Linked DNA regions of Homo sapiens: region 2 is linked to region 1. A link is an interaction called in ENCODE POLR2A ChIA-PET data of the cell type or tissue named here. Cell type or tissue: OCI-LY7. All regions are shown on one strand. Each heading gives the region's core, and the rest is flanking DNA. Links, peaks and the distances in the headings are about the cores only.

Region 1 (14,393 bases), core at 1-5,000:
AATTCAGGGGCTGGTAAACCAGCTGGTCTCCACCCACAGCCATCCCTGGCCCTGGGAAAGGCTTCAGTGTTGAGAGCCCCGCTTTCTTGGTTGTCAATGGAGCAGGGGCAATGAGGAAGGATGAGGATAAGAAGCTGAAGTGGGAGTGTTGTAGATGGCTGGGAAGTGGAATTAGATGTTTCCTTGAAGAAAAAATGCAGACATTTCCAATCGAGGAATGTTCTTCTGTCTTTCCACATCTTCCAGGTGCTTCAGTGGTCCGTGCTCCCCCTACTCCTCATCAGTGGTCTGGATTCATTTCCAGGAAGGTGCTTGGGTCAATCCTGCTCTGAGGGGTCCTCTTTTGCACCAAGGCCCCAAGACCTGTCCTCTGCTTGAATGGCATCCTCATGTCCCCCTTGACCCCTGCAGTTGGTGGGGAACTTTCTGAAGGCTTTTTCTTGTGACTTCTGTCTCTCTTGATGGAAGCCATAAACTGTCCTGGACCAGGAAAATGGTCTCTGTTAAGTATGAGCTTCCGCAGAACAAAGGGCTTGGTGCAGATCAAAGAGCTGTCTCCAACTGTGATATTTTTTCCCCTTTAGTGAGCCCCTTCAAGATACCTATAGAGGAACTTGAGGACAGAGTGTTTGTGAATTGCAATACCAGCATCACATGGGTAGAGGGAACGGTGGGAACACTGCTCTCAGACATTACAAGACTGGACCTGGGAAAACGCATCCTGGACCCACGAGGAATATATAGGTGTAATGGGACAGATATATACAAGGACAAAGAATCTACCGTGCAAGTTCATTATCGAAGTACGTGCTTCCTGAACCCTTTGGGTTGGAATGGATAGGGCTTCTGGATGTGAGAACTTTCTGGCTAGAGAGGGATATGGTGAACCCATCTGTTCTCTAAACAAAGTGAGGTCACTATTGTAATGGTACAAGCCAGATTTGGGGACCTTCAAAGTGGAAGAGAGAGCTTAACTCAGCAAGACAGAGCAGTAGGGGTCATGTTACTGCAGCCTTGGTTGGGTGAGAGGTTTGGCCCACCACCTTGTTCAAGGTCCCAAAAGCTGAGATTACTTCTTGGCTCTTCCCAGGGATTCCTTAGGATGCAGGGTGGAGGAAGGTGTGGCAAGCCCATCACCAGGCCTTTCTCCCAGGGTCTTATTGAAGTTTGGGTTTTGGCATAAGAGATCTAAGGGTTGCCCTAGGAGGCAGAGGATGGTTCCCTGATCTTAAAGGCTCTCAACCTCTCCTCTCTCCTCCCTTCCCCCACAGTGTGCCAGAGCTGTGTGGAGCTGGATCCAGCCACCGTGGCTGGCATCATTGTCACTGATGTCATTGCCACTCTGCTCCTTGCTTTGGGAGTCTTCTGCTTTGCTGGACATGAGACTGGAAGGCTGTCTGGGGGTTAGTGGAAGAGCAGAGCATGAGAGTGTGTTTGTGTGTGTGTGTGTGTGTGTGTGTGTGTGTGTACCAGTGAGCTTATGCACCAGCTAAGGAATGGGGCTGGTGGTAGGTTTAGTCTCAGCTGGGAGTTACTCTTGCAATCTCCTAAAGACTCCTAGAACTTTGACTGTTGAAAGAACTTGTGTGTTCATATCACTCATGCAGACTTCTGAGGGTGTGGGAGGGTGGATCTCACAGTCCCATCTGCTAGGCCATTGATGTCTCTCTCTGGTTCTTCTAGCTGCCGACACACAAGCTCTGTTGAGGAATGACCAGGTCTATCAGGTGAGCGTTGAGGGGAAGGAGGCAGGAATGAAGGGAGGGTAAGTGGGGATAGAGAGGCTCACACTGAATGCTGTTTGCACGTGGGAAGGGTCCTACTGGGGAGTTCATTGCTGGGTGTGACTGGAGAGGTCAGGCAGGAGCTCTCATCGTCAGGGCCTGCTGGGGCCCTTCCTTGAAGAGTTCTAACCCTGCCTCCTGACCGTTTTCTCTTCTCCTCTCTTAGCCCCTCCGAGATCGAGATGATGCTCAGTACAGCCACCTTGGAGGAAACTGGGCTCGGAACAAGTGAACCTGAGACTGGTGGCTTCTAGAAGCAGCCATTACCAACTGTACCTTCCCTTCTTGCTCAGCCAATAAATATATCCTCTTTCACTCAGCAGGTGCCTGGGCTTCTTAAGGCTCCTGGGCAAGGCGTGGGAGTTGTCCTGACTTGCTTGGGATCTCGCCCTCCTACCTACCTGTTTCTTCCTTCATCTCCTTCCTTCCTCTGCCTCACACAGACAGTGTGTTGGGCAGTCTCTCGCCACATCCTGGCTGTCTGGTGTTTCTAGCCCACAGGGCTCCCTGGGTGAAGGGTCTGCGCCACCACGTTCCCACAGCTACTTGTTGACTCCAGTCCCTATCACAACCCTTTTAGGGTTTTGGCTGCCTCATCCAGCCGAGGGCAGGCTGCTGTGTTCAGGAGCCCAGCCGCACAGAAGTTTCCATGATGTCATGAATGGGAGTGGCAGAGACAACAAGGGGCCCTGGGACTAGTTTCTCACCAAGACTCAGAGGGTGTGTGTAACAAAGTCCCACTGCTGCTAAGGGGATGGCCTCAACTCTACGGCCCTGCTGACCAGGTGCCACTAGCTGTAAGGAGGTCTCACCTAAGCCCCTTTCGTATCCCTTTCCCCTGTATCAAAGGCACCATTTTAGCTTCCTTTCGCCAGGACCTGTCTCTGGCTTGCTCCTGCCTTCTGCATGATAAATGGGGATCAGAAACCCTTCACCAATTAAAGCACATTATCCCGCTCCATCTACCTGGAAAGCAGGAGTTTGAGACAGGGATTTTTTTTTTTTTTGAGATGGAGTCTTGCTCTGTTGCTCAGGCTGGAGTGCTGTGGCATGATCTTGGCTTACTGCAACCTCTGTCTCCTGGAGTCAAGTGATTCTCCTGCCTCAGCCTCCTGAGTAGCTGGGATTGCAAGCATGTGTCACCAAGTTCAGCTAATTTTTGTATTTTTAGTAGAGACAGGGTTTCATCATGTTGGCCAGGCTGGTCTCGAACTCTTGACCTCAAATGATCCACTCACTCAGCCTCCAAAAGTGCTGGGATTAGAGGCATGAGCCACTGCACCTGGCTGAGACAGGGATATTTTCAATAGATGTCATCTTCTATTACTTCTAATGGTAGTGGTTCTAGGCTGGGCACAATGGCTCATGCATGTAATCCCAGCACTTTAGGAGGCAGAGGCAAGAGGATCACTTGAGCCTAGGAGTTCAAAACCAGCCTGGGCAACATAGCAACATCCCGTCTCGACCAAAAAAAAAAACAAAATCAGCTCAGTGCAGTGGTGGGCACCTGTAGTCCTAGCTATTTGGGAGGCTGAGGTGGGAGGATTGCATGAGGCTGGGAATTGGAGGCTGCAGTGAGTTATGATTGTGCCACTGCACTCCAGCCTGGGCTACAGAGTGAGACCCTATCTTAAAAAAAAAATAGCTATGGTTCTGAAACTTTGGAGGCCTGAGGGATTTATTAAAAATATAAATGCAGCCAGGCATGGTGGCTCACACCTGTAATCCCAGCACTTTGGGAGGTTTAGGCGGGCAGATCACAAGATCAGGAGATTGAGATCATCCTGGCCAACATGGTGAAACCCCGTTTCTACTAAAAATACAAAAATTAGCTGGGCATGGTGGTGCACGCCTGTAATCCCAGCTACTCGGGAGGCTGAGGCAGGAGAATTGCTTGAACCCGGGAGGCGGAGGTTGCAGTGAGTCAAGATTGCGCCACCGCACTCCAGCCTGGTGACAGAGCGAGACTTGGTCTCAAAATAAAATAAAATAAAATAAAATAAAATAAAATAAAAGTGCTAGAGACGCACTCTAGGCAGGGTGTTTCCAGTTGATTCTGAAACAGCCCAAATTCAGAGTCTCTTGTTTAGAGGGAGAATAGAGGCCACTTTCTCTCTTATGTCTTTTATGCCTGTTCCTGGATCCCAGAGCAGGGGATTCCTTCTTTTGTTCTCTGATTACACAAATAATTTAAAGAGCCTCTGGAAAGTTTAATGACTGAGAATTTCATAGACCTGGGTTCCCAAAGGAGAAAAGAATTAGTAACCACATAGCCAGAAAATTGGATGATTCTGCCCACCATCTTCTCAAGATACATTCAGACCCTAATTTCATGAGAGACAGAACAAATGTCTAATTCACATGTTTCATTCATAGTTCTGAGTTATCCCTATCCTTTTTATCCCTACTCCTGCAGTCGTCCTAACCCAAGATCCTGCTTTCCCACTGGATTCTCTACCTTGGGCATCCCTTCCATGGCTTGTATCTAACCAAAACTTTGGATCCTTCTCGCGTTCCACACATTCATAATACCTTGTATTCCTCGGATTCATTTACATCCCTCATTCCCCAGTTCTCAACATTGGCTGCACATTGGAATCTTCTGGGACCTTTAAAAACACTGGTGCCTGGCCAGGTGCAGTGGCTTATGCCTGTAATCCCAGTACTTTAGGAGGCTGAGGTGGGTGGATCACTTGAGCTCAGGAGTTCGAGACCAGCCTGGGCAATATTGGAGAAACTCCATCTTTACAAAAATACACAAAAAAATTAGCTGGTGTGGTGATGCGCACCTGTAGTCCCAGATACTTGGGAGTTTGAGGTGGGAGGATCACCTGAGCCTGGGGAGGTCAAGGCTACAGTGGGCCATGATTTCACCACTGCACTCCAGCCTGGGCGACAGAGTGAGACCCTGTCTCAAAAAACAAAACAAACATGTACCCTAAAACTTAAAGTATAATAATAATAAAATTAAAAAAAAGTTAACAATACTTAAATGCTGATATGAAGTCAATAAATCTTATGTCACATGATAAAAAAACAAACAAAAAAACAACAAAACAAAACAAAAACAAAAAACACTCATGCTAGCTAGGTGTGCTGGTGTGCACCTGTAGTCCTAGCTACTCGGGAGGCTGAGGCCAGAGGATTGTTTGAGCCCAGGAGTTCAAGGATGGAGTAGTGATCTCCACACCTGGCAAATTTTTAAAAATTTTTTGGTAGAAACAGAGTCTTGCTTTGTTACCCAGACTGGTCTTGAGTTCCTGGGTTTGATAGATTTCACCAGTGTTGCTACCTAAGTCTGAAGTGATCCTTCCTCCTCAGCCTCCTAAAATGCTGGGATTACAGTCATGAACCATCACCCCTGGCCAGGTGAAACTTTTTTTTTTTTTGATGGAGTCTCACTCTGTTGCCCAGGCTGAAGTGCAGTGGCCTGATCTGGGATCACTGCAAACTCTGCCTCCCAGGTTCAAGTGATTCTCCTGCCTCAGCATCCTGAGTAGCTGGGATTACAGGTGCCCACCACCATACCTGGCTAATTTTTGTATTTTTAGTAGAGACAGGGTTCCACCACATTGGCCATGCTGGTCTTAAACCCCTGACTTCAGGTGATCTGCCAGCCTTGGCCTCCCAAACTGCTGGGATTACAGGCGTGAGCCACCATGCCTGGCCCAAAACTTTTAAAGGAAGTTGTTTTAGCTACTCTAAGTCCTTTGCACTTCCATTTGAATTGGCTCCTCAGTTACTACAAAAATGCCTGCTGGGATTTTGATCAAGATTGTATTGCATTTATAGATCAATTTGGGGAGAATTAACATCTTAACACTATTGAGTCTTTTCATACATGAACATATATTTTACCAGATTTATTCCGAAATATTTTATATTTTTGATGCTATTGTATGTGCTTTGTTTTTTTTTTTTGGTTTTTTAGAGGCAAGGTCTTGCTGTGTCACTCAGGCTGAAGTACAGTGGCATGATTATAGCTCACTGCAGCCTCGAACTTCTGGGCTTAAGTGATCCTCCCACCTCAGCTTCTCAAGTAGCTCTGGCACTACAGACATGTGCCACTATGCCTGAATATTTTTATTTTTGTGTAGACACGGGATCTCACTATGTTGCCTAGGCTGGTCTTGGACTCCTGTACTGAAGCGATCCTCCCACCTTGACCTCCCAAAGTGCTGGGACTATAGGTGTGAGCCACTGTACCAGGCTATATATGGTATTAAAATTTTTTAAATTTCCAATTGTTTATTACTAGTATATAAAAATACAATTAATTTTTGAATATTAATCAAAACAAAAAGCAAAACTGCTACACTCACTTATTAATTCTAGTAACTTTTTGTAAGACCGTTGAGTATTCTACATAGACAATCATGTTGTCTGTGAACAAAAACAGTTTGTTTTCTTTCCTATCTGGGTGCTTTTTGTTTCTGTTTCTTGGCTTATTGCACTGGCTAGAACCTCCAGTACAATGTTGAATAGAAGTGGAGAGAGGACATCCTTGTCTTGTTCATGATCTTAGGAGGAAAGCATTGTCTTTCATCTTTAAGTACATTAGCTGTGGGTTTTTCTTAGATGTCCTTTAACAGATTGAGCTAGTTCTTTTCTTTCTAGTTTGCTGAGAATTTTTATCAAAAATAGATGTTGGGTCTCGTCAAGTGCTTACCCTGCATCCATTGAGATGATAATATGGTTTTACTTTTTTAGTCTGTTAATATGGTACATTACATTGATGGCACGATATGTTAAACCAACCTTTCATTCCTGAAAAAAACTCTAGTCATTTGGTATTATTCTTTTGATATGTTATTAGATTAAATTTATTAAAATTTTGTTAAGAATTTTTGCCTCTAAGTCATGAGAGGATTTGTCTATAGTTTTCTTTTCTTGTAATGTCTTTGTTTTTGGTATCAGTATATTAGGGTTCTCCAGAGAGAGAGAACCAATGTGATATATATATGTGTGTGTGTGTGTGTGTGTGTGTGTGTGTGTATGTGTGTGTGTGTGTTTGTGTGCGTGTATCCCACTTTGCTATTGTGAATAGTAATCTTTATTATTTCTTTGTCTACTTTAATTTTATATATATATATATATATATACACACACACACACACATATATATATATATATATCTCCCATTGGTTCAGTTTGTCTGTTTCTCTGAATCCATGGGTTCTGCATTTGTGGATTTAACCAACTGAAGATCAAAAATATTTGGAAAAAAAAAAGGATGACTGCACTTGTACTGAACAGATACAGAATTTTTCTTGTCATTATCCCCTAAACAATATAGTACAATAACTATTTATATGGCATTTATGTTGTATTAGGTATTACAAGTAATCTAGAGATGGTTTAAAGTATATAGGAGGATGTGTGCAGGTTACATGCAAATATTACATCATTTTATATAAGGGACTTGAGCATCCATGGCTTTTGGTAGCCATGGGGAGGTCTTGGAACTAATCCCCCACCGAGGGATGGGACAACTGTGTATGTACCCTATTGGTTCTGTTTCTCTAGAGAAGTTGGCTCATGTAGCTGACATGTCTAAAATCTGCAGGGTATTTTGGCAGGTTGGAGACCAAGGGAGTTGCTGTTGCAACTGTCCATAGACAATCTAGAGACAGATTTTCCTCTTCCTCACAGGACCTCAGTCTGTTTTCTCTTAAAGCTTTCAAGTGATTGGATGAGGTCCACTCACGTTATGGAGAATAATCTACCTTACTTAAAGTCTACTAATTTAAATGTTAATCTCATCTATAAAAATACTTTCACAACAACATACTGATGTATTAGGCCAAATATCTGGGCCTAGCTAAGTTGGCACATAAAATTAACCAGGGTAATCAACACAGGGTAAATCTGGTCTCCACAGAACAAGTTGGAAGAATTCCTTCTTCAATTTTCTTGAAGTGTTTGTGTAGAATTGGTATTATTTCTTCTTTAAATGTCTGGTAGATTTCACCAGTGATGCTACCTAGGTCTGAATTTTTTTTTAAACTACAAATTCAATTTATTTAATAGATAAAGGGCTATTTGGGCTATCTATTTCATCATCAGTGGGCTTTTTCAAGGACTGTGTCCATTTTACCCGAGTTGTGAAATTTATTGGCACGATTGTTCATAACTGTTATGGGCTGAATGTTTGTGTTCCCCCGAAATTCCTGTGTTGAATTCCTAACCTTGAATGTGATGGTATTAGAAGGTGGGGACTTTGGGAGAAGGTGGGGTGTGGTGGCTCACGCCTGTAACCCCAGCACTTTGGGAGGCCGAGGTGGGCAGATCACTTGAGGTCAGGAATTTGAGACTATCCTGGGCAACAGGGTGAAACCCCATCTCTACTAAAAATACAAAAATTAGCTGAGTGTGGTGGTGTGCACTTGTAATCCCAGCTATTCAGGATGCTGAGACAGGAGAATCTCTTGAACTCAGGAGGCAGGGATTGTAGTGAGCCGAGATCGTACCACTGCACTCCAGCCTGGGTGACAGAGAGAGTCTCAAAAAAAAAAAAAAAAAAAGACTTGCGCCCAGGAGTTAGAAGCTGCAGTGAGCTATGATCAAGTCACTGCACTTCAACACAGGCAACAGAGCAAGACCTTGTCTTAAAAACAAACAAACACCCCTCCCCCTCTCCCTCTCCCTCTCCCTCTCCCCACGGTCTCCCTCTCTTTCCACGGTCTCCCTCTCATGCGGAGCCGAAGCTGGACTGTACTGCTGCCATCTCGGCTCACTGCAACCTCCCTGCCTGATTCTCCTGCCTCAGCCTGCGGAGTGCCTGCAATTGCAGGCGTGCGCCGCCACGCCTGACTGGTTTTCGTATTTTTTTGGTGGAGACGGGGTTTCGCTGTGTTGGCCAGGCCAGTCTCCAGCCCCTAACCACAAGTGATCCGCCAGCCTCGGCCTCCTGAGGTGCCGGGATTGCAGACGGAGTCTCGTTCACTCAGTGCTCAATGGTGCCCAGGCTGGAGTGCAGTGGCGTGATCTCGGCTCGCTACAACCTCCACCTCCCAGCCGTCTGCCTTGGCCTCCCAAAGTGCCGAGATTGCAGCCTCTGCCCGGCCGCCACCCCGTCTGGGAAGTGAGGAGTGTCTCTGCCTGGCCGCCCATCGTCTGGGATGTGAGGAGCCCCTCTGCCTGGCTGCCCAGTCTGGAAAGTGAGGAGCATCTCTGCCCGGCCGCCATCCCATCTAGGAAGTGAGGAGCGCCTCTTCCCAGCCGCCATCACATCTAGGAAGTGAGGAGCGTCTCTGCCCGGCCGCCCATCGTCTGAGATGTGGGGAGCACCTCTGCCCGGCCACGACCCCGTCTGGGAGGTGAGGAGCGTCTCTGCCCGGCCGCCCCATCTGAGAAGTGAGGAGACCCTCTGCCTGGCAACCACCCCGTCTGAGAAGTGAGGAGCCCCTCCGCCTGGCAGCTGCCCCGTCTGAGAAGTGAGGAGCCTCTCCGCCCGGCAGCCACCCCAGCTGGGAAGTGAGGAGCGTCTCCGCCCAGCAGCCACCCCGTCCGGGAGGGAGGTGGGGGGGGTCAGCCCCCCACCCGGCCAGCCGCCCCATCCGGGAGGGAGGTGGGGGGTCAGCCCCCCGCCCGGCCAGCCGCCCCGTCCGGGAGGGAGGTGGGAGGGTCAGCCCCCCGCCCGGCCAGCCGCGCCGTCCGGGAGGGAGGTGGGGGGGTCAGCCCCCGCCCGGCCAGCCGCCCCGTCCGGGAGGTGAGGGGCGCCTCTGCCCGGCCGCCCCTACTGGGAAGTGAGGAGCCCCTCTGCCCGGCCAGCCGCCCTGTCCGGGAGGGAGGTGGGGGGGTCAGCCCCCGCCCGGCCAGCCGCCCCGTCCGGGAGGGAGGTGGGGGGGTCAGCCCTCCGCCCGGCCAGCCGCCCCGTCCGGGAGGTGAGGGGCGCCTCTGCCCGGCCGCCCTTACTGGGAAGTGAGGAGCCCCTCTGCCCGGCCAGCCGCCCTGTCCGGGAGGGAGGTGGGGGGGTCAGCCCCCCGCCTGGCCAGCTGCCCCATCCGGGAGGGAGGTGGGGGGGTCAGCCCCCCGCCCGGCCAGCCGCCCCATCTGGGAGGGAGGTGGGGGGGTCAGCCCCCCTCCTGGCCAGCCGCCCCGTCTGGGAGGTGAGGGAAGCCTCTGCCCGGCCGCCCCTACTGGGAAGTGAGGAGCCCCTCTGCCCGGCCAGCCGCCCTGTCCGGGAGGGAGGTGGGGGGGTCAGCCCCCCGCCCGGCCAGCCGCCCCGTCCGGGAGGGAGGTGGGGGGGTCAGCCCTCCGCCCGGCCAGCCGCCCCGTCCGGGAGGTGAGGGGCGCCTCTGCCCGGCCGCCCCTACTGGGAAGTGAGGAGCCCCTCTGCCCGGCCAGCCGCCCCGTCCGGGAGGGAGGTGGGGGGGTCAGCCCCCCGCCCGGCCAGCCGCCCTGTCCGGGAGGGAGGTGGGGGGGTCAGCCCCCCACCCGGCCAGCCGCCCCGTCGGGGAGGGAGGTGGGGGGTCAGCCCCCCGCCCGGCCAGCCGCCCCGTCCGGGAGGTGAGGGGCGCCTCTGCCCGGCCGCCCCTACTGGGAAGTGAGGAGCCCCTCTGCCCGGCCACCACCCCGTCTGGGAGGTGTACCCAACAGCTCATTGAGAACGGGCCAGGATGACAATGGCGGCTTTGTGGAATAGAAGGGCGGGAAAGGTGGGGAAAAGATTGAGAAATCGGATGGTTGCCGTGTCTGTGTAGAAAGAAGTAGACATGGGAGACTTTTCATTTTGTTCTGCACTAAGAAAAATTCTTCTGCCTTGGGATCCTGTTGATCTGTGACCTTACCCCCAACCCTGTGCTCTCTGAAACATGTGCTGTGTCCACTCAGGGTTAAATGGATTAAGGGCGGTGCAAGATGTGCTTTGTTAAACAGATGCTTGAAGGCAGCATGCTCGTTAAGAGTCATCACCAATCCCTAATCTCAAGTAATCAGGGACACAAACACTGCGGAAGGCCGCAGGGTCCTCTGCCTAGGAAAACCAGAGACCTTTGTTCACTTGTTTATCTGCTGACCTTCCCTCCACTATTGTCCCATGACCCTGCCAAATCCCCCTCTGTGAGAAACACCCAAGAATTATCAATAAAAAAATAAATTAAAAAAATAAATAAATAAATAAAATAAAAAAATAAAAAATAAAACAAACAAACAAACAAAAAAACTGAAAAAAAAAAAAAAAAGAAGGTGGAGGCTTTGGGAGGTGATTAGGTCATGAGGGTGGAGCCCTCATGAATGGCATTAGTGCCCTCACAAAAGAGGACCCAGAGAGCCCCCTTGCCCCTTCTACCATGTGAGGATATGGTAAGAAGATATGAACCAGGAAGTGGGTCTTTACCAGATACTAAATCTGGGAAATCTTGGATTTCCCAGCCTCCAGAACTGAGAAATAAATGTTGTTCAAGCCACCCATTCTGTATTTTTGTTATAGCAAGGTGAATGGACTAAGACAATAACATTCCTTTCTTATTGTTTTTTTTTTTTTGAGACTGAGTCTCACTATGTTGCCTGGGCTGGAGTGCAATGGCGTGATCTTAGCTCACCGCAACCTCCGCCTCCCGGGTTCAAGTTATTCCCCTGCCTCAGCCTCCTCAGTAGCTGGGATCACAGGCATGAGCCACCAGGTAGGGCTAATTTTTGTATTTTAGTAGATGGGGTTTTGCCTTGTTGGCCAGGCTGGTCTCAAACTCCTGACCTCAGGAGATCTGCCTGCCTCAGCCTCCTAAAGTGCTGGGATTACAGGCGTGAGCCACAGTGCCTGACTTCTTATTCTTTTAATACCTGTAGGACCTGTGATGTTATTTCTCATTCCTAATATTGATAATTTATATCTTCTCTATTTTTTTCCTGATCAATCTGGCTAGAAATTTATCAGTTTTATTGGTCTCTGGACCATTGTTTGGTCACATTGATTTTTGTTTTTACTTACAGATTATTTATTTCTGAAATGTTTCATTGCTTTTTCTGTTGTTTTTCTGTTTCCTATTTTATTGATGTCAGCTCTGATCTTTATTTTATTTTTCATGGTTATTCTCATATTGTTTATTTTTGTTTAAACTTTGTTTATAATTGTTTAAATTATTTTTCATTTATATGTGGTTTAGTTTTATTTAAAAAAATATTTTAACTTTTATTTTAGGTTCAGGGGATCATGTCCAGGTTTGTTATATAGGTAAACTTGTGACATGGGGATTTGGTGTACAGATTATTTCATCACCCAGGTACTAAGCATAGTATCCAATAGTTTTTTTTCTGAACCTCTCCCTCCTCCCACCCTCCACCCTGAAGTAGGCCCCTATTGTTTCCCTCTTTCTGTCCATGTGTTCTCATTATTTAGCTCCCACTTATAAGTGAGAACATGAAGTATTTGGTTTTCTTTATTAGTTTGCTAAGGATGATGGCCTCCAGTTCCATCCATATTGTTGCAAAGTACATGATCTCATTCTTTTTTATGGCTGCATGGTATTCCCTGGTGTGTATGTACCTCATTTTCTTTATCCAGTCTACTGTTGATGGCCATTTAGGTTGATTTCACATCTTTGCTATTGTGAATAGTAATCTTCACTATTTCTTTCTTTCTTTCTTTTTTTGGGGTCTACTTTGAGTTAATTTGCTCTTCTTTTTCTAGTTTCTCAAGGTGGAAGCTGTGCTCATTGTTTAAGACCTTTATTCTTTTCTAATCTACATTTAATTCTGTCTATACGTTTCCTTCTAAATACTGCTTTAGCAGGAACCCCAAGATTTTGATGTTTTGTTCTCATTATCATTCAGTTTAAATACTTTCTAATTTTTCCATTGATTTGTTTTTTGTTCATAGGCTACTTAGAAGTGTGTTATTTGCTTTCCAAATATTTCAAGAGTTCCCAGTGTATTTGTTTTCTATTACTGCTGTAACGAATTACCGTAGGTTTAGTGGCTGAAAACTACACAAATTTATTATCTTATCGTTCTATAGGTCAGAAGTAGAGTATGGATCTCACTGAGCTAAAACTCAGGTGTCAGCAGCTTGCATTCCTTTTTGGAGGCTTTAGGGGAGACTCCGTTTCCTGCCGAGTTGAGTTGTTGGCAGAATTCTGTTCATCGTGGTTGTATGGCTGAAGTCCCTGTTTTCTCAATGGCTGTAAAATGAGAGCCATTTTTAGTTTCTAGAGGTCACCCACATTCGTTGGCCTCATGACCTCCTTCCTCCATCTACAAAGCCAGAAATGGTGAGTTGACGCCCTCTTACACTTTGTATCTTTTCTTTTTCTCCTTTTGTTTCTTCTCTGCAACTCATGCTTGTGCCTTCCTCTTCCTTTTTAAAGACTCATATGATTAGATTGGGCACACCCAGATAATCCAGGGTAATCTTCCCATCACGGAGTCTCTAACTTTAGTTACATCTGTAAAGTCCCTTCAGTCATGTGAGGTGACCTCTTGTTAGGTCTAGGAATTAGGATGTGGACATACTTGAAGGAAGCATTATTCTGGCTAACATCCCTAGTTTATCTTTCTGTTATTTATTTCTTATTTAATTCCATTATGTGACTAATCTTTTAAAATATATTGAGATTTGTTTTATGACCCCAAATATGGTCAATTTTGATAAATGTTCTGTGTGCACTTCAAAAGGCTGTGTATTCTGTTGGTGGTGGGTGTGGGGTTTTATAAATGTTAATCAAGTGAATTTGGTTTACGTATCTTACTGATTTTTGGTCTATGGTGGTACCTTGGTATTCACAGGAGATTGGTTCTAGAATCCTCAGATACCAAAATCCATGGATGCTCAGGTCTCTTATACAAAATGCCATAGTATTTGCATATAATCTATGCACATTGTCTAATATACTTTAAATCGTCTCTACATTATTTATAACACCTAATACAATGTAAATGCCATGTAAATAATTATTATACTGTATTGTTTAGGAAAAAATGATAAAAAAGTCCATACACATTCAGTGCAGATGCAACCATCCACTTTTGTTCTAAGTATTTTTGATTGATGGTTGATTAAATCCGTGGATGTGAAACCCTCAGATAGGGAGGGCTGATTGTACTTGTTTTACTACCTTTTGAAAAAGGGATGTTGAAATCTCTAACTACAGTTGTGAATTTGTATATTATTCCTTGAAGTTTCATTAGTTTTTGCTTCAATTTTTTTTTTTTTTTTTTGAGAGGGAGTCTCGCTCTTGTTGCCCAGACTGGAGTGCAATGGCGTTATCTCAGCTCATTGCAACCTCTGATTCTAGGGTTGAAGCGATTCTCCTGCCTCAGCCTCCAGAGTAGCTGGGATTACAGGCACCTGCCATCATGCTCTGCTAATTTTTGTATTTTTAGTAGGGATGGGGTTTCACCATGTTGGCCAGGCTAGTCTCAAACTCCTGACCTCAGGTGATCTGCCCACCTCAGCCTCCCAAAATGCTGGGATTGCTTCAATTTTTAAATTGTGTAATTGGGGTTTTTTTATTTTAAAAATTTATTATTTATTTACTTTTAATAAGCTAATATAAATTGTATACATTTATGGTGTGCAGTATGATGTTTTGAAATATGTATATCTTGTGGAGTGGCTAGATCAAGCTAATTAATATATGCATTACCTCAAATGCTTATCATTGATTTGTG
Region 2 (16,040 bases), core at 10,135-15,134, 69 kb after region 1:
CTCTTCGGCCTCCCAAAGTGCTGGGATTACAGGCGTGAGCCACCATGCCCGGCCTCAAAATCGATCTTTTCTATATGAACCATCCCAGTGAGTAGTCACTTTGTAGATGAGGGAGTTTCTGTTTCTAGAAATAGTCTAGCTAATAAATAAAGTAGGGATGATATGATTAGAAGATCATCACTTTGCACACCAAATGAATGAATGGATCTGGGCACTGAGCATCAAAGGCTACTGACATCAAACACACAAAGGAGACAACCACATACTATATTCCTCCTGGAGGAAGACCACAACACTGCCTGTGAGGTAGTCTTGCTTTAAAAAAGTCAGATTTCAATCTGATTGAGCCTCAGTTCAGTCCACATCAATAGCTTTCAAGGAGTGGTCAGCATCAAGCACACAGGAAGTTGCTGGAAATGCAAACTTTTGGGACTTTCCCAGACCAGAATCAGAAACTCTGAGGGTGGGGCCCAGCAACCTGTTGCGACAAATCATTCAGGTGATTCTGATGCTCACTAAAAATGGAAAACTACTGCTTTAAATACAATACCAGTCTATAGGAAATACAGAGGAACATATTAAACAACACCTTCGTGATGCAGGCAAAAAAAAAAAAAAATACTGTGGAAAACCATGAGACAAATGACTCAATTTCTTTAAATGTAAATTGCAAGGAAACAAAAAATAATAAGGAATAATAATAAAAGATAATAAGGAACCCATAGATTAAGAGAGATCTAGGAAACATAAAGACCAATTGCAAATTTTAGACCTTATTTGGACCTTCATTCAAATAAACAAATTGTAAAAACATGTTATAACATTTATGAGATAACTGGAAATTGTAACACTGGTTATTTGACATTTAGGAAATGCTAATTCTCTTAGAATATGATAATGGAGACTGGATATGGTAGCTCAGGCCAGTAATCCCAGCGCTTTGGAAGGGCGAGGCAGGAGGATTGCTTGAGGCCAAGAGTTCAAGACCAGCCTGGGTAACATAGACAGACTGTTTCTACTATAAGATAAAAAAAAAATTAGCCAGGGATGGTGGTGCACTCCTGTGGTCCCAGCTACTTGGGAGGCTGAGGCAAGATAATTGATTGTGCCATGCACTCCAGCCTGCGTGACAGAGCAAGACTCCATCTCTAAAAATATAAAATAAAATATGATAATGGTGTTGAAGTATTTAAATAATTAAATGGGGGGGGCATTAGACTGAGGAGGCTCTAACTAAGTTCCTACTAAGCAAGCTAAAACCTAACTCAGTCTCATTTCCTGTAAGCAGTTAATTTAAAAGAAACTTAGCCAATCACAGAAGGCCATCTGGGCATTAGTTATATTGTCTTTAACTTCCTATTGGATAGTCTAAATAAGGAAATTCTGGAAGTTTAACCAATCAAATAATTTCTTTGCTCTGCTTCTGCATTTACCCTATTAGAGCCTTCCCCTCTTGCTCCGTCCTCGAAGCCCAAACCATTTCCAGTTTGGAGCAGCCTGATCAATGAATTGCTGTTTGCTCAAATAAACTCTTCAAAGTTTTAAAGTGTGCCAAAGTTTATCTTTTAACAGAAGTTATATTTATGGGCAAAATGATATGGTATCTTCAATTTGCTTCAAAATAATATTGGGTGGGTAGATAAAGACATAAATGACCATGGGTTGCTGATAATAAGGGCTGGGTGATAGGACATGGGGTTTGTTATATTATTTTATCTACATTTGTATATGTTTGAAATGTTCCATAGTAAAAAGCAAAAAAAAAAAAAAAAAAATTATTGACTTTGTGTGAGCCCATGAGAAAAGCTTTGGATTTAGAGACAGAACTCCCAGATTCAGCCCTAATTTTTCCATTTATTTTCTAGCCAGAGTGAGCTGAGTAACTGGGTAAACTGTTTCATCTCTGTCATCCTCATTTTCCTTATCTAAAGTAGATGAGGAAAATTGGGTAGAATAGAATAGTGAGAATTAAATGATACAATGTATTCAAATGCTTTGCAAAGAGCTTTGCAGATGGAAGGTTCTAGTATCTGGGTTGTGAATTCCATGAAGCTAAATATGGCATCTTCATATATTTTTTTTCAGCACAGTGTTAGACATATAACAGGTGCTCTATAATTATTCAGCCTTAGTTTTTAAATTCAATTTAAACATTATTTGGTAGATGAATGAATGGGTATATTCCAAATCCTAGGTTTCAGCCCAACATAGTACCATTCTTGATCATTAACTTAGTAATTAAAACTTATAAAGAGTGAATAAAAGTAGGAGACACATTCTGACAATTAGTATTTAATTAGTGTTTATTATTTAATCGACATTATCAATTAGTTTTAATTTAATCATGTTCAAATAGAATATATTATGATACAGATTACATTTGCTCCTTTCCTTTCATGGTTGCACCTAGGCTGAAAACAGAGGAAGGTGGGAAGCCCTTGTTCAGTGTAGATATCCCAGTCTTAGAGATGATCTTCACTTAGATGCAAAGATAAGCCAAGTTAAAGCTGGGACTGAGTTTTAGGTTGTCACTTCACTTCCTTAGTAAACTTCTTTAGGTTCCAACAGTGGGAGCTCCATACTGCTTAGCATCACTGAGGTGTGGGGCACACAGATGCTTCAGTAAGAATGCATTCACTCATCCAGCAAATGCGTATTGAGCATCTACTATGTGCCTAACAGTTAGGTGTTGGGGATACAGAGACATGAACCCTGCCCTGGAGGGATTCAGTCTACAGTAGAGGCAGACGTGTAAACAAGTAATGACCATACAGTGCAGCAAAGGCTATAAAAAAGGTGTCCCAAGGTGCTAAGGGAACTATTAACTCCAGGTCCAGGGGACAGGGAAGGCTTCATGGAATGTGAACTTAATTTTGAAAGGCAAATAAGAGTTGATCAGCTGGATAAAGTAGACAGAACATATGCACAAATATATATGTGGAGGTAAGAACAAGTATGTGATTAGTTTGGCATAGTGATGAATAAGGCTTAAGGAGCCTGGAAAGTGGGGAAAGAGGGGCTGGTTAGTTGACAGAGGCAGATCATGAAAGGCCTTAATCTGTGAATTAAGAAGAGCCAGTTAAGGTATACATCCAGCTTAATAAGATAAGAGACCTTAAAGTAAATGGAAAATTATACCTTTATTATAGTTATGCACAAAACAGTTTTTAAAGAGGTTTTTTTTTTTTTGAGACAGAGTCTTGCTCTGTTGCCCAGGCTGGAGTGCAGTGGCGTGATCTCGTCTCACTGCAACCTCCATCTCCTGGGTTCAAGCAATTCTCCTGTCTCAGCCTCCTGAGTAGCTGGGACTACAGGCACACACCACCATGCCCAGCTAATTTTAGTATTTTTAGTAGAGACGGGGTTTCACCATGTTGGCCAGGATGGCCTCGATCTCTTGATCTAATGATCCGCCCACCTCAGCCTCTCAAAGTGCTGGGATTACAGGTATGAGCCACCGATCCTGGCCTAAAGAGCTTTTAAAGAGAATCCTGTCTTTTAAAGGATCCTCAGGGACCATTTATGCATTTCACAAGTCATCATACTTATGATTTTATAATCAGTGCCTGGTTTGGTCATTCACTTTCTTACTTTCTTTGGATTTGATCTACATGACTTTTAAATGTGTCCAAAAATCAAGCCCATTCTCAAAAGCATGAGGATTTGCCATCAGTAAAAATCTCAAGGCTGGATGCAGTGGCTCATGTCTGTAATTCCAACACTTTGGGAGGCTGTGGTGAGTGGATCACTTGAGGTCAAGAGTTTGAGACTAGCCTGGCCAACATGGTGAAACCCTGTCTCTACTAAAAATACAAATAAAATACAAACTTAGCCGGGCATGGTGGCACGTGCCTGTAGTCCCAGCTACTAGGGAGGCTGAGGTGGGAGAATTGCTTGAGCCCAGGAGGCAGAGGTTGCAGTGAGCCGAGATTGCATCACTGCACTACAGCCTGCGCAACAGAGCGAGACCCTGGTTTTTTTTTTTTAAATCGAAAAATGTTATGATTCAAACTCCTAAGGCAATTCTAAAAATGTTCTAGAAATATCTGGAATAACGTCAGCATCATTAGAATAAAAGCTTGTCCCCAAGGTGACAACTTTAAATGACAATTTTTCTTTGGCTTTAAAAGCTTCTTTTCCTCTTGGTTATTGCTAATGTAGCTCAGCAGATATTGACACTCAAGACAGCATATAACATTGGAACAAACTGCAAGAAAAGAGCGATGTTGCTGGGACTTTTCCCTGAGTTTTCCCCTTTCCAAAGCTAAGGGTGGACCCCCTCACTGAGCTAGGCAGGAAAGGCTTTCCTCTTTAGCTCTGACTCACCTGAGAAGACTCACATCCTGTTTGCCTGGACAAGCAGCTGGCTGCCCTTTCTACTCAGAAAGGCTTCTCAACTCTGACAAGTCCAACCTGCTTGTTCTCTTGAAGCTTCAGGCCTCAATGGGAAATGGAGGGGAAGGTAGAAAGGCTGAAATACCTTAGCTAACTCAGCACCTTTGCTGCTTTTCAGCATTTGGCAGATCTATGATGATGCCTCCTGCCATACAATTTGCAACCCCTGCACTGTTCTATAACCTGTCCAGTGAGTCCTCTGATCACAGCCTTGGATGTTGAGGCAATGTCAAATTACTTGTAATAACTTTAAATACTTACTCTCAGGTTTTGTATTTATCTCCTTAAGGACCAGTGACAGTTTCCAGGTAGTCTGCAGGCCACACTTTGAGATGCATTGTCCCAATTTTTTTCAGTGAACAGAAAGTTCTGGAAAGATGACTAGGTAAGGTATAAAAAACCTGGTCCCATGTTAGCATATTGAAAGCCCTGAGGAGTACTGTAGCTAAAACCAAACCAAAACAAAATTCTTTTCATTAGTTTAATCTAGCATTTTCCCTTGTGTACAGAATCTTTTCTGTTGTTCAGTACCTACTAATATCTTGAGGAGTGGTGTCTGTCCAGATGCCAATCTAGATGTTAGTGTAATAGGTCTCCACGGCTTCTTGCAATTTTGAGTTTTAAGCAGGCAAACTCTTCCCATTGCTTGAGTTATTGATTCTATACTTCTCCCTGCTTACATTATCTCAAACAAAATGTGTCTGCTGCCCCCTTTTCTCCCCTGAGATGGCTGAGATGGCTTGTGAAAAGAGCAAAGAACAAGAGGTGGAGTTACAGTAAGTCAAGGACCCTGGACAGAAAGTTGCTGAGGCTGAGGCCAGGGAAAACAAGAATTACTGGTGGGGATTACAAGTCAGTTCTTGCCATGAGCTTCTAAGCTTCCACTGCTGTTATTCAAGTAGGCTACTTGCAAGATCAGCTTTCCTCCAAAAAAGCTTATGTCTGTTTTCAAACGTAAGCTCACTGTCTCAGTGGTATTGATGGATCAAAATGTTTAATGGTGTTGGAAAAGGTGGAGCCTTTTTCCACTCTGCCTGGGACAGTGTACCTCTTGTGGAGAATCCACCTAACCTTCAGATTTTCCTCTACCCCTCTTCCTGTTCTGATTCAGTGAGTGCTCCATGCAACCACTTTTGCATACCTATGCTTAAATCCTTATATGTGTACAAAACCCATTGATAATGAAAAAGGTAAAACCTCTTTAGCATTACTGACAAATCTCTGTTGCCTTTCTCTTTCACACTTATTTAAAATTCCCATCACTTCTTAGAATTTCCCTGACATCATCAGACTTCAATGAAAAACCCTTGGACCAAACTGGAGACAAAAGACTCTCACCTTTGACAGCTCCTTTCCTGCTGCTCTGCCTCTTCTGTCTTAAGCTTGTTTTGTGGAGGAAGGATCATGGAGTTTGGAATTAAAGCCCAGTTGTACTACTTCCCAGCTATGTAAGCTTGGGTAAGTTACTAAATGTCCTAGTGTCATTTCCCTCATCTGCAAAATGAGGAGATTAATAAAGTACTTTCTAAGGTTGTTGTGAGATGTAAAGATATTAAAAGAAAATTATTGCCTGGGTGCGGTGGCTCGCGCCTGTAATCCCAGCACTGGGGGAGGCCAAGGTGGGAGGATTGCTTGAGCCCAGGAGTTCAAGACTAGCCTAGGCAGCGTAGCAAGACCCCGTTTCTACAAAGAATCCAAGTGTGGACGTGGTGGCACGTGCCTATGGTCCCAGCTACTTGGGTTGCTGAGGCAGGAGGATCGCTTGAGCCCAGGAGGTGGAGGCTGCGGTGAGCTGTGATCGAGCCACTGCACTCCAGCCTGGGTGACAGAGTGAGACTCTGTCTCAAAAATAAAAAAAGAAAGAAAATTATTTAACAAATGGTAGTTATTGCGATTCCCACAAGCTGGCCTCTGACTTGAAGCTCTTGTGTGAGCCATGCTATTTCACCCTAACCCAGCCCCCCTGTTCTTTTGTCATCGGGTCTTGGCTAAAGGATGCCATGTATGGTTAGCCTTTTCAGAGACAGCTTCCCTCATGCTTCCAGGCAGAGCTTGTTCTTCCTGTGCTATCATTTGAACTTGGCATTTCCTTTATTATTGACGTCACCCTGTATTGTGACTAATTTTCTTTTTCTTTAACCTGAGAGCTCCTTGAGGGCTAAGATCTTATCATTTTCACCCTTGAATTCCTGAGGATGGTGCCTGACACTTGGTAGTTGCTCAAAACTATTTTTTTAAAGTAATAGGAGGCAAACGGAACAAAATGAGATTTTGCACAGTCCTAACCTCATTGTAGGCAAAAATTCCAAGTATTTTCCCTTCGACTTTTTCTTTCAGGAGAGATGCTGAGAAAAGGATGCCTACTGTTTATTTCATTTGCTTTTGCTTCAAAAGTCTTCCAGAATGGTGGAGGTGCAGTTCTGGGGAGGGAAGGAAGGCACTACTGGTCAAAGAGTGGTTGGTACATACAACTGAGAGTTGACTGTTGACGTGTTTGGTAGATTCTAATGAGGAAGGGAGACTGATGTTGAAGGAGGAGTTGAAGTTGTCTCTGGAGTTGACCTGTGAGTTAGGCAGGTCTTGTTGTGAGTCTGACTATATCACTAGCCTGGTGACCTTGGTTATACTACTTGATCTCTTTAAGTCTCAGCCTTAGGCCAATTTCCTCTCTTATTCCTGTCAAAAAACCGTTGGGTCACCTCTGTCTTCAAGACTTCTGCCTCTCCATCTCCTCTACTCTAGGACAGTGACTTTCCTTCTCTACTACACAAGGAAAGTAGAGACCACTAGATGATAACTCCCTTACAGGGGAGAAAAAACTATAAAATCACACACACACACACACACACACACACACACACACACACACGCCCAGATCAAAAACTCCTTCAACTTTCTGTCCCAACCCTTTTACCTTCAAAGTTAACTGTACCTGTGCCCCATCTGGGGGCTCCCCTTTATGTAGATGGACTATATAAATTTTCTTCCAAACTGTAACACCACAGCGTAAAAGGCGTACAGTTAATCATTACAGTGGAATAAGAGGTATGAGCCAGGGCTGATTTAAGCAGCCAGAACATTCTTTACCTCTTCTTAACAATGCAAGAGGTACACTTCCTCCTGTCTTTGGCCTCAGTCCTAAAAGCATTTTAACATGCTAAAGTCTTTCCCTTAAAACCAACAAATAAATCAAGATCTGAAAACTTCTTTCTATTCCTATTTCTTTCCAGCTGCCTCTGTCTCTGCCCTCTTTATAAGCTCTGTCCTTTGAAGAGTAAACTACATCCTAGTCTACCATGATTCCTCAATCTACTGCAAAATGGGCTCTGCTTCATAACTTTTCTGATGAAACTGCTTCCACCAAAATCACCAACTGGGGAATCTTCTAGACATTTTCAGTCCTTGTTTTATTTGACTTTAGCAGCATTTGATATTTTGTGTATTTGCTCTTTTTTTTTTTTAGATGGAGTCTTGCTCTGTCACCAGGCTGGAGTGCAGTGGTACGATCTTGGCTCACTGCAACCTCCGCATCCCGGGTTCAAGCAATTCTTCTGTCTCAGCCTCCCGAGTAGCTAGGACTAGAGGTGTGTGCCACCACATCCAGCTAATTTTTGTATTTTTAGTAGAGACGGGGTTGCACCAGGTTGGCCAGGATGGTTTCGATCTCTTGACCTTGTGATCTGCCCACCTCGGCCGTATGCCTGTACTCCTAGTGTAGCCACTGCGTCTGGTCCCAATATTCGTTCATTATTTAAATACCTCTCTCCCTTGGCTTCTATGACCACTCTCTCCTGGTAATTCTCCTCTTTCCCTTTCGTCTGGACACTCTTATTCAGTGACTTTAGACATCTCCTCTTCCCCTTGTCCCTTAGGTATTGTTCAACCTCTAGATTCTGCCCTTTCCCACTCTACTGTGGTCTCGGACCATCTCATCTATTCCCACTCTCACAGTTACCTTCTAGAAAGGTGAAAGACGTCAGACTGGCATCTCCAGTCCAGAACTCTCTGTAGAGCTCAGATCTGTGTTGGGTACTACTGTCAAAAGACAAAATTACCACAGATTTAGCTTAAATATTGAATTGGCTTTTATTTGCAATTCTAGAAGAGGGCAACACCTCATTCCATAAAACAGAATGAGTGTTCTGATGAGCTGAGCACAGGGGGTTGGCTTTATAGGTAGAAAGGGGCTGAAGAAAGCAGATACAGGAAACAAAAAGTGGACGAACGGTTTTTTTGCTTGCTTTTGAGACAGGTTCTTGCTCTGATGGCCACACTGGAGTGCAGTGGCATGATTATAGCTGATTGCAGCCTCGAATTCCTGGCCTCAAGCAATCCTCCTGCTTCAGCCTCCGAAAGTGCTGGGATTACAGGCATGAGCCACTGCACCCAGCCTATGGGTGGTTTGGAAGTGACCTTCCTTCTTGGGCTAAAATAGAGGGGACTTCTGGCTGGGTATGGTGGTTCACGCCTGTAATCCCAGCACTTTGGGAGGCCAAGGCAGGTGGATTACCTGACATTAGGAGTTCGAGACCAGCCTGGCGAACATGGTGAAACCCCGTCTCTACTAAAAATATACAAATTAGCCATGTGCGGTGGCACACGCCTGTAATCCCAGCTGCTCAGGAGGCTGAGGCAGGAGAATCGCTTGAACCCGGGAGGTGGAGGTTGCAGTGAGCCGAGGTCATACCACTGCATTCTAGCCTGGGCAACAAGAGTGAAACTCCATCAAAAAGAACACACACACACACACACACACACACACAAAACAAAAAACAGGCTGGGCACAGTGGCTCATGCCTGTAATCCCAGCACTTTGGGAGGCCGAGGCGGGTGGATCACCTAAGGTCAGGAGTTCGAGACCAACCTGACCAACATGGAGAAACCCCATCTCTACGAAAAATACAAAATTAGGCAGGCGTGGTGGTGCATGCCTGCAATCCCAGCTACTTGGGAGACTGAGACAGGAGAATCACTTGAACCCGGGAGGCGGAGGTTGCGGTGAGCCGAGATTATTCCATTGCACTCCAACCTGGGCAACAAGAGTGAGATTCCATCTCAAAAAACCAAAAAACAAAACAAACAAACACACACAAAAAACACCAAAAAACGAAACAAAACAAAACAAAAAACCAGGGGACTTCCTTACCATACCAGTTCAGGTACACTGGCCTCTTTTGATTGGTTACTGTGACTCTTCTGTTCGTTTGCTTTAAACTGGCCCATTTCAGAGTTCAGTCTGATAACATGTCACCTAGCATGAGTGGCTCTATTCTGGTTTGGTCTGGTCTGCTGGGACCTACTGCAGGAGGCTAGTCCAAAACAATGGGCTCCCATAAACTTTATTTAATAGTGCTGTACTAAACTCTCTGCTTGGCTGTCCCATAGAAATATCAAATGCAGCAAGTCTTCATCTTCTCTGTTTGAGAGAAAGGCAGTCACCTTCCACCCAGTTACCTAGGTTCGAAATTTGAGAATTATCCTCCAATACTTAATATCCCTTCTGTCCACTTCTAATCATGTACCAATCCCCTTCCTTTCCATCTCCTTGATAGCTCTCGAACTCTTAACTTCTCTCAATTCCCTCTGCCACCATTTCAGCTCAGGTCAAATAATCTCTTGCCTGGGTTCCTGGAAGCCTCTTGCTTGGCCTTATTCCTCTCCAGTGCCTTTCTCCATACTGTAACTGAGCGATCTGTCAAATTCCCAAATCTGATCAAATCACTTACTGCTTAAACAGTTTCAGTGTTTCCTCATTGCCCTCAGGATAAAGCCCTAACTCCTTAACTCTTATCAAGGGCCTCTTGGGTCTGGCCCCTGATTAGATTTTCAGCCTCATCTCTGAGGGTCATTCACTTTTCTTTTTGCCCTTTTCTCTCCACTCACACTCAAGTTTTTTAATTGCCAAAAAGGCCATGTTTTCTCTTCTTTCTTGGGCTTTGTACCTACTTTTGCCCCTACCTGGGCTCACCTCTCAAATGCCACCTCCCATTGCCCACCTTGTATGTATCTTCAGAATTGAAGAATTATAATAGTAATTGCAATAATAGATAATGTTAATTGAGTGCCATTATGTGCTAAGTGATTTATTTGCACTATCTTATTCAATCCTCACAACCGCCCCATGAGGAAGGCCTCATTATCCTCATTGAATGGTTGAAGAGACTGAAATCCAGATACCCACACAGCAGTCAGAGTGATCATTTTAAACGTGAGTCAGATAATTTTACTTTTCATTTCATAACCTTTCTTTTTCTTTTGTGTTGTAGCAAAAATACATAACAAAAAATTTACCATTTTAACTACTTTTAAGTGTACAGTTCAGTGGCATTAAGTCCGTTCACATTCTTGTGCAACCATTATTACCGTCTATCTCCAGAGCTTTTACATCTCCCCAAATGGAAACTCTGTACCCATCAAACAATAACTCCCCATTCCCCTCTTCCCCCAGCCCCTGGCGACCACCATTCTACTTTCTGTCTCTATGGGTTTGACTATTCTTGATGCTCCCATATAAGTAGAATCATTCAGTATCTGTCCTTTTGTGACTGGCTTATTTCACTTAGCATAATGCCTTCAGAATTCATCCATGTTGAAATATGTGTCAAAATTTTATTCTTTGTAAGGCTGAAAATATTGCATTGTATGTATATGTCACATTTTGCCTATCCATTCTTACTTTGATGGACATTTGAGTTATTTTCATCTTTTGGCTATTGTGATTAATGCTGCTTTGAACGTCGGTGTCCAACTATCTGTTTGAGTACTTACTTTTAATTCTTTTGGGTACATGCCAGAAGTGGAATTCTGGGTCATATGGTAATTCTATGTTTAATTTTTTAGGAACTGTAATACTATTTTTCACAGTGACTGCACTCTTTTATATTCCCACCAGCAACACACAAAGATTCCAATTTCTCCACATTCTTGCCAACACTTATTTTCTTTCTCTTTTTTTTGGTAATAGTTATCCTAGTGGATGTGATAATAGCATCCTAATGGATTGAGGTTTTGATTTATATTTTCCTAATGTCTAGTGATGTTCAGTATTTTCTCCTGTGCCTACTGGCCATTTTATATCTTTTTGAAGAAATGTCTATTCCAGTCCTTTGCCCATTTTTTAATGGGGTTGTTTGGTTGCTGTTGTTGTTATTGAGTTGCAGGAATTCTTTATGTATTCTGAATATTAATCCTTTAGCAGAAATGTGATTTGCAAATATGAAATATTTTCTCCCTTTCCAGAGATTGTCTTTCATAACCCTTTAATGCTGCCCTGTACCCCTGGTGGTCTGGTCTGCCTTGTACCCCTCCATGCTTAGCCCCTCGCCACTGCCCCTTCACTCTGCTCCAGCCACACTGGTCTCCTTGTTTTTCTTCAAATACTCCACACATTCTCCTGGGAGCCTCAGGCCCTGTACTGTTTCCTCTGCCCGGAATGTCCTTCCTCCTGATCCACGTGGTTCACTACCTCACTTCATTCAGATGTTTCTTAAGTTTCATCTTATCAGAGAGGTCTTCCCTGACCACCCCTTGTCCCTTTGTTCACTACTTTATTCCTTGTGTGCCCAGGAAAATGCCTGGCATGTCATAGGTACCCAAAACGTGTTTCTTAAATGAATGAATGAATAAATGATGTAGACCTTTGATTCACACCCATGTTTCTCTCACCCTAGAGCCTGTAGCTGCTAGCCAGCTACACTGGATGGTTCCTGTTTTGGGAAGCCTTCCCAAGGCCTCCAAGGCTGGCTGAAGGACCCTGGCTTCCGTGTTTCTCTGATCACAACTCATTTGTCACATTGCATTGTAATTGTCTACTTATTTGACTGTGTTTCCTAAGATATAGTTAGCAACTTGAGGGCACACACTAATGTCTTGTTTGGCATCTAGCACAATTTCTAGCAACAGGGCTCAACAGGTATTAGAATGAATCAATCTCTCTGAGTCTCAATTCCTTATCTATAAAATGGAGATATCTACGTATCATCTTGCAGTTACGGAGATCAGAACTAATATATGTAATATGCCTACCACAGTGCTGGGTACGTGGTAGGCACTTGATAAATAGTAATTTAAAATTATTAATGGTAATTTTTATTTGTTAAAATCTACCAGTATTCTAAGGTATGTCTAAATTAGAATGATATAATGTAATGAACCTCCAACGCTTTATTACTGAATTTGTGTTGTCATTTACTTAATGCTGAAGAAACTTGGTGAATGTGGGAGCAAATTTCCCCTTAACATTTCATTATGAAAAATTTCTAACATGTAGAAAAGTTTAAAGAATTATACAGTAAATACCTGTGTATCCCACCTAGGTTCTTCAATTGACATTTTACTATACTTGATCACATATCTATCCATCCATCCATCCATCCATCCACCCACCCACCCATTCTTCCTTCCTTCCATCCATCCATTTATTAATGCATCTTATTTTTGATGCATTTTTAAATTAAATTGCAGACATCAGGATGCTTCCCCGTAAATACTTCAGCATTAATGAGAGTTTAGAATTTGTTTACAATTCTTTTAAAAAAATTACTGAAGTAAAACTTACATTCAATTAAATGTACAAGTCTTAAAAGTACACCATTCAAAGGGTTTTGGCAAGCGGTAACTCAAACCCTTGTCAAGATGAAGAACATTAATATCACTCTAGAAAGTTCTCTCATGCCCCTCCAGTCAATCCCTGCCCCCATTCCCCCAGGGGCAAACACTACTTTTATACTTTTTTCATGACAAGGTAGTTTTGCCTGTTCTAGAACTTCATATAAATGGAATCAAAGAGTTTATACTGTTTGTGTCTGGCTAATTTGTTCAACTTACTTTTGAGGTTCATCGTGGTGATATGTATCAGTGATTTGTTCCTTTTAATTGCTGAGTAGGATTCACGATATGAATATTCTACAGAGGATCCATTTTTCTGTTGATGGATCCCTGGGCTGTTCCAGTTTTGGGCTATTATGAATAAAGCTTCCATGATTATTCTCCTACAAATATCTTTCTGTATATATAATTTCATTCATCTTGGAGTGGAATTGCCAGGGTGGCTGAGTGTTTAGCTTCATAAGAAACTGCCAGCCCTTTTCCCAAACATCTTAACTAAGTATAGCCACAAACAACTAAAATTTACTGAATGTTTTGTGTGGGTGCTGAGCATAGAGCTTTAGTTAATGTACGTCACTTGATTCTTACATCCAGACTATGGGGTAAATGTTACTGTTCCCATTTTACATGTGAGATAACTGAAGCACGGAGAGTTAAATAACTGCCCAAGGTCACATAGCTAGTAAGCAGCTGAGCTTGGATCTGGATCTAGGCAGGTTGAACTCTAGCTCCTATACCTCATGCCTCCTAGAATATAGTAGCAAAAAAAAAAAAAAAAAAAAAAAAAGTGGCTATTTCTTTTCTCAGGAAATTAATTAACTCCCTAAGAATAAAAAATTGGTCATGGTAACCAATTTTAACAAGAGATAACTGGAACAATAATAAAAGATGCAGTGTTCATCAATAAACACAGTATAATGTAAATTCTTACCACCATTTAAATGTGGTGTGTATGGTTAACAGGGAGGTAGATAAATTCATTTATCAAGATCCCTTTATCCTCCCGAGAGGTTCCTTAAAGTTATCTTCAAAAATGCCCCATCTCTCTAGCCCTGCACAATCTATGTAGCTTCCCTTGAGAATAAGTGAAGCGTTAAACCACTTCAGAGTCTCTTCTTTGGGCTGGTTAATAAGGGCATGGTGCCTGTCCTCTATAATTACCAGAGGAGCCTGAGGCTTATTGGAGAGGTGCATATCAGCTGTAATGAGGTGGGGCAGGAAAGCGTTCCCTCCCACGATTTTTCTAAACTCATAGAGGCTCAGTTTCAGGCCCAGACCTGTTTTGGAATATCTCTAGGAAACTTCAGGCAAGAAGGAGGGCCACAGGGAACACAACTATTCCTTTGGGCTAAGAGCCCACCTCTCATCTAGGACTCTTGACAGCCTAGCCTCCCTCTCTCATCTTTGAAAAGCTCCCTTAACCCGGGGAAGTTTTGACAAAGGATGCTAGAGATTGGAGTTGTTGGTTGGGGAAGGCTGGGAGTCCCTGAGTCTTTGGAAAACAGATGTTAGGTCTACACTTTCATTCTGGCTCATAAGCCAGGAGCCCAAACGAAAGCCAGGAGAGTAAGTGGTCGTTGGTGTCCCAAGACTTTCCTTCTTGTTTTTAATGGTTCTGGGAAATACCAAAGTAATTCTACTTCTAGGGATGCTCTTCTTGGGTCACATATTAGCCATCCCCAATGGGTATATTTGTTAGGATCAAGTCCACACTCCTTAGGATGGTGGATGAGGGCACTGCCCAGGTGGACCTAGCCTCTCACCTGGCCTGCCACTCCTCCCTGTGCTCCAGGTTTGAGGAATTGCATGCTAGTCCCTGTGGGTACCACATTCCCACCCATTTGTTCCAATGGGAAGGACTTTGTTTATCCTCTTTCCAGAATTCCTATTCATCCTTTAAGGATTGAATTTAAAAATCAAGAAAGTGATAATTATTTGTTTACTTCACCTTCCTATCTTATATTATTTCCTCCCAGGTAGAAATATTCTATGTATGTCTGAATTTTTTCTAGTAAAAACATATGAACAGACACTTTTGAGTAAACGAATGCTTTATTTGATGACCCTAAGAGCTAAATTATTTGTTTTCCTTGCTTCACAGAATGCTAATTTCACCTTAGGTGAAAAAAAGATTTTTGCCTAGGAGGTTGAGAAAGACAACTTTTACAAATATTGATACAGGCCCACTGTCCCTTCTGTCTCCTGAGCCCCCAGTGAGTCTCCTGCTGGCTAAGGTCTAGATACTCACTAGAAATCATTTTTTGGGAAATGTGTAGATGGATGGGACAGATGAGATTCTTTCAAAAACTATTGGTATGTCACAATTTTAAATGACAATCAGGATCTTTCTCTGGAAAAGTTTAGAAAGAAAATGGTGTCTCTGAAAACTTTACTTTTCTTCTTTTCAATTTCCAGAACTCCTCTTCCTTTCCTTCCATTTGCCTGGGCACAAACATAACTTAGGCCTTATGTAGATGCCTGCAGTTTTGGTCTAAGTCCTGCTGACTGGTGTCCAGAAAACTGTGAGGGGCAAACATCCTTTTTATTTAGCATTTTCTCTTCTTAACCTTCTACCCTTGGCCTCTTCCTTGCCCAGTGAGGTGAAGTGGTTGACTGTGGAGCCACTCCTGCTAACTGGAAGGAACTGGGCGTTGCCAGGCACTAAGCCAGGAACTTGAACTCAGCTGAGAAGTGGGATCTGGATAACTCCTGCCCCTCAGAGCAAGGCTGGCAACCAGCTCATGGGTGTTTGGCTACCTGGGGGAGGGATTTCTGCTCCTGACAACAGGCAGTTTGTTCAGTTCTTCCTGCCCTGATTCTTCTCCTGTTGCTTTTCACTGCATCCCTGAGCTCTTTGGTAACTCTACCTCTCACCAGTTTTTGCAATTTGCTGTAGACTTCAAAATCCTGGCTCTACCTCTCCTTCCTCTGTAGCTGTATTTCCCTGCAAAGTTGGAAGCCAACCAAGATCAAGTTTCCTTAACTCTTTTTCTTTCAGGGTCCTGGAGCTGAACTCTTCTGACCTACATACCAGAAAG

What was found. Peaks named below come from ENCODE experiments on the same cell type or tissue, not always from the same donor. Only the 100,000 strongest peaks of a DNase experiment are listed, where the experiment ranks them.
Region 2: POLR2A ChIA-PET joins it to region 1 with 7 read pairs; 7 of 35 experiments call an interaction of 5 or more read pairs at or near these places.

The regions. Positions count from the first base shown.
Region 1 is chr11:118,326,785-118,341,177 of GRCh38, reverse strand. CD3D (CD3 delta subunit of T-cell receptor complex) reads left to right here. Exons shown (of 5, transcript NM_000732.6): 2 at 585-803; 3 at 1,272-1,403; 4 at 1,684-1,727; 5 at 1,951-2,103. The coding sequence ends at 2,016. Among named protein-coding and RNA genes, the nearest start is that of CD3D, 8.7 kb to the left of the region's middle. RefSeq lists an enhancer at 2,409-2,558. In OCI-LY7, for the core only: no CTCF peak of the experiment used is centred there; a DNase peak (open chromatin) is centred at 2,427.
Region 2 is chr11:118,265,817-118,281,856 of GRCh38, reverse strand. No RefSeq gene overlaps it. Among named protein-coding and RNA genes, the nearest start is that of MPZL2, 9.5 kb to the right of the region's middle. RefSeq lists an enhancer at 4,129-4,423. In OCI-LY7, for the core only: no CTCF peak of the experiment used is centred there; no DNase peak of the experiment used is centred there.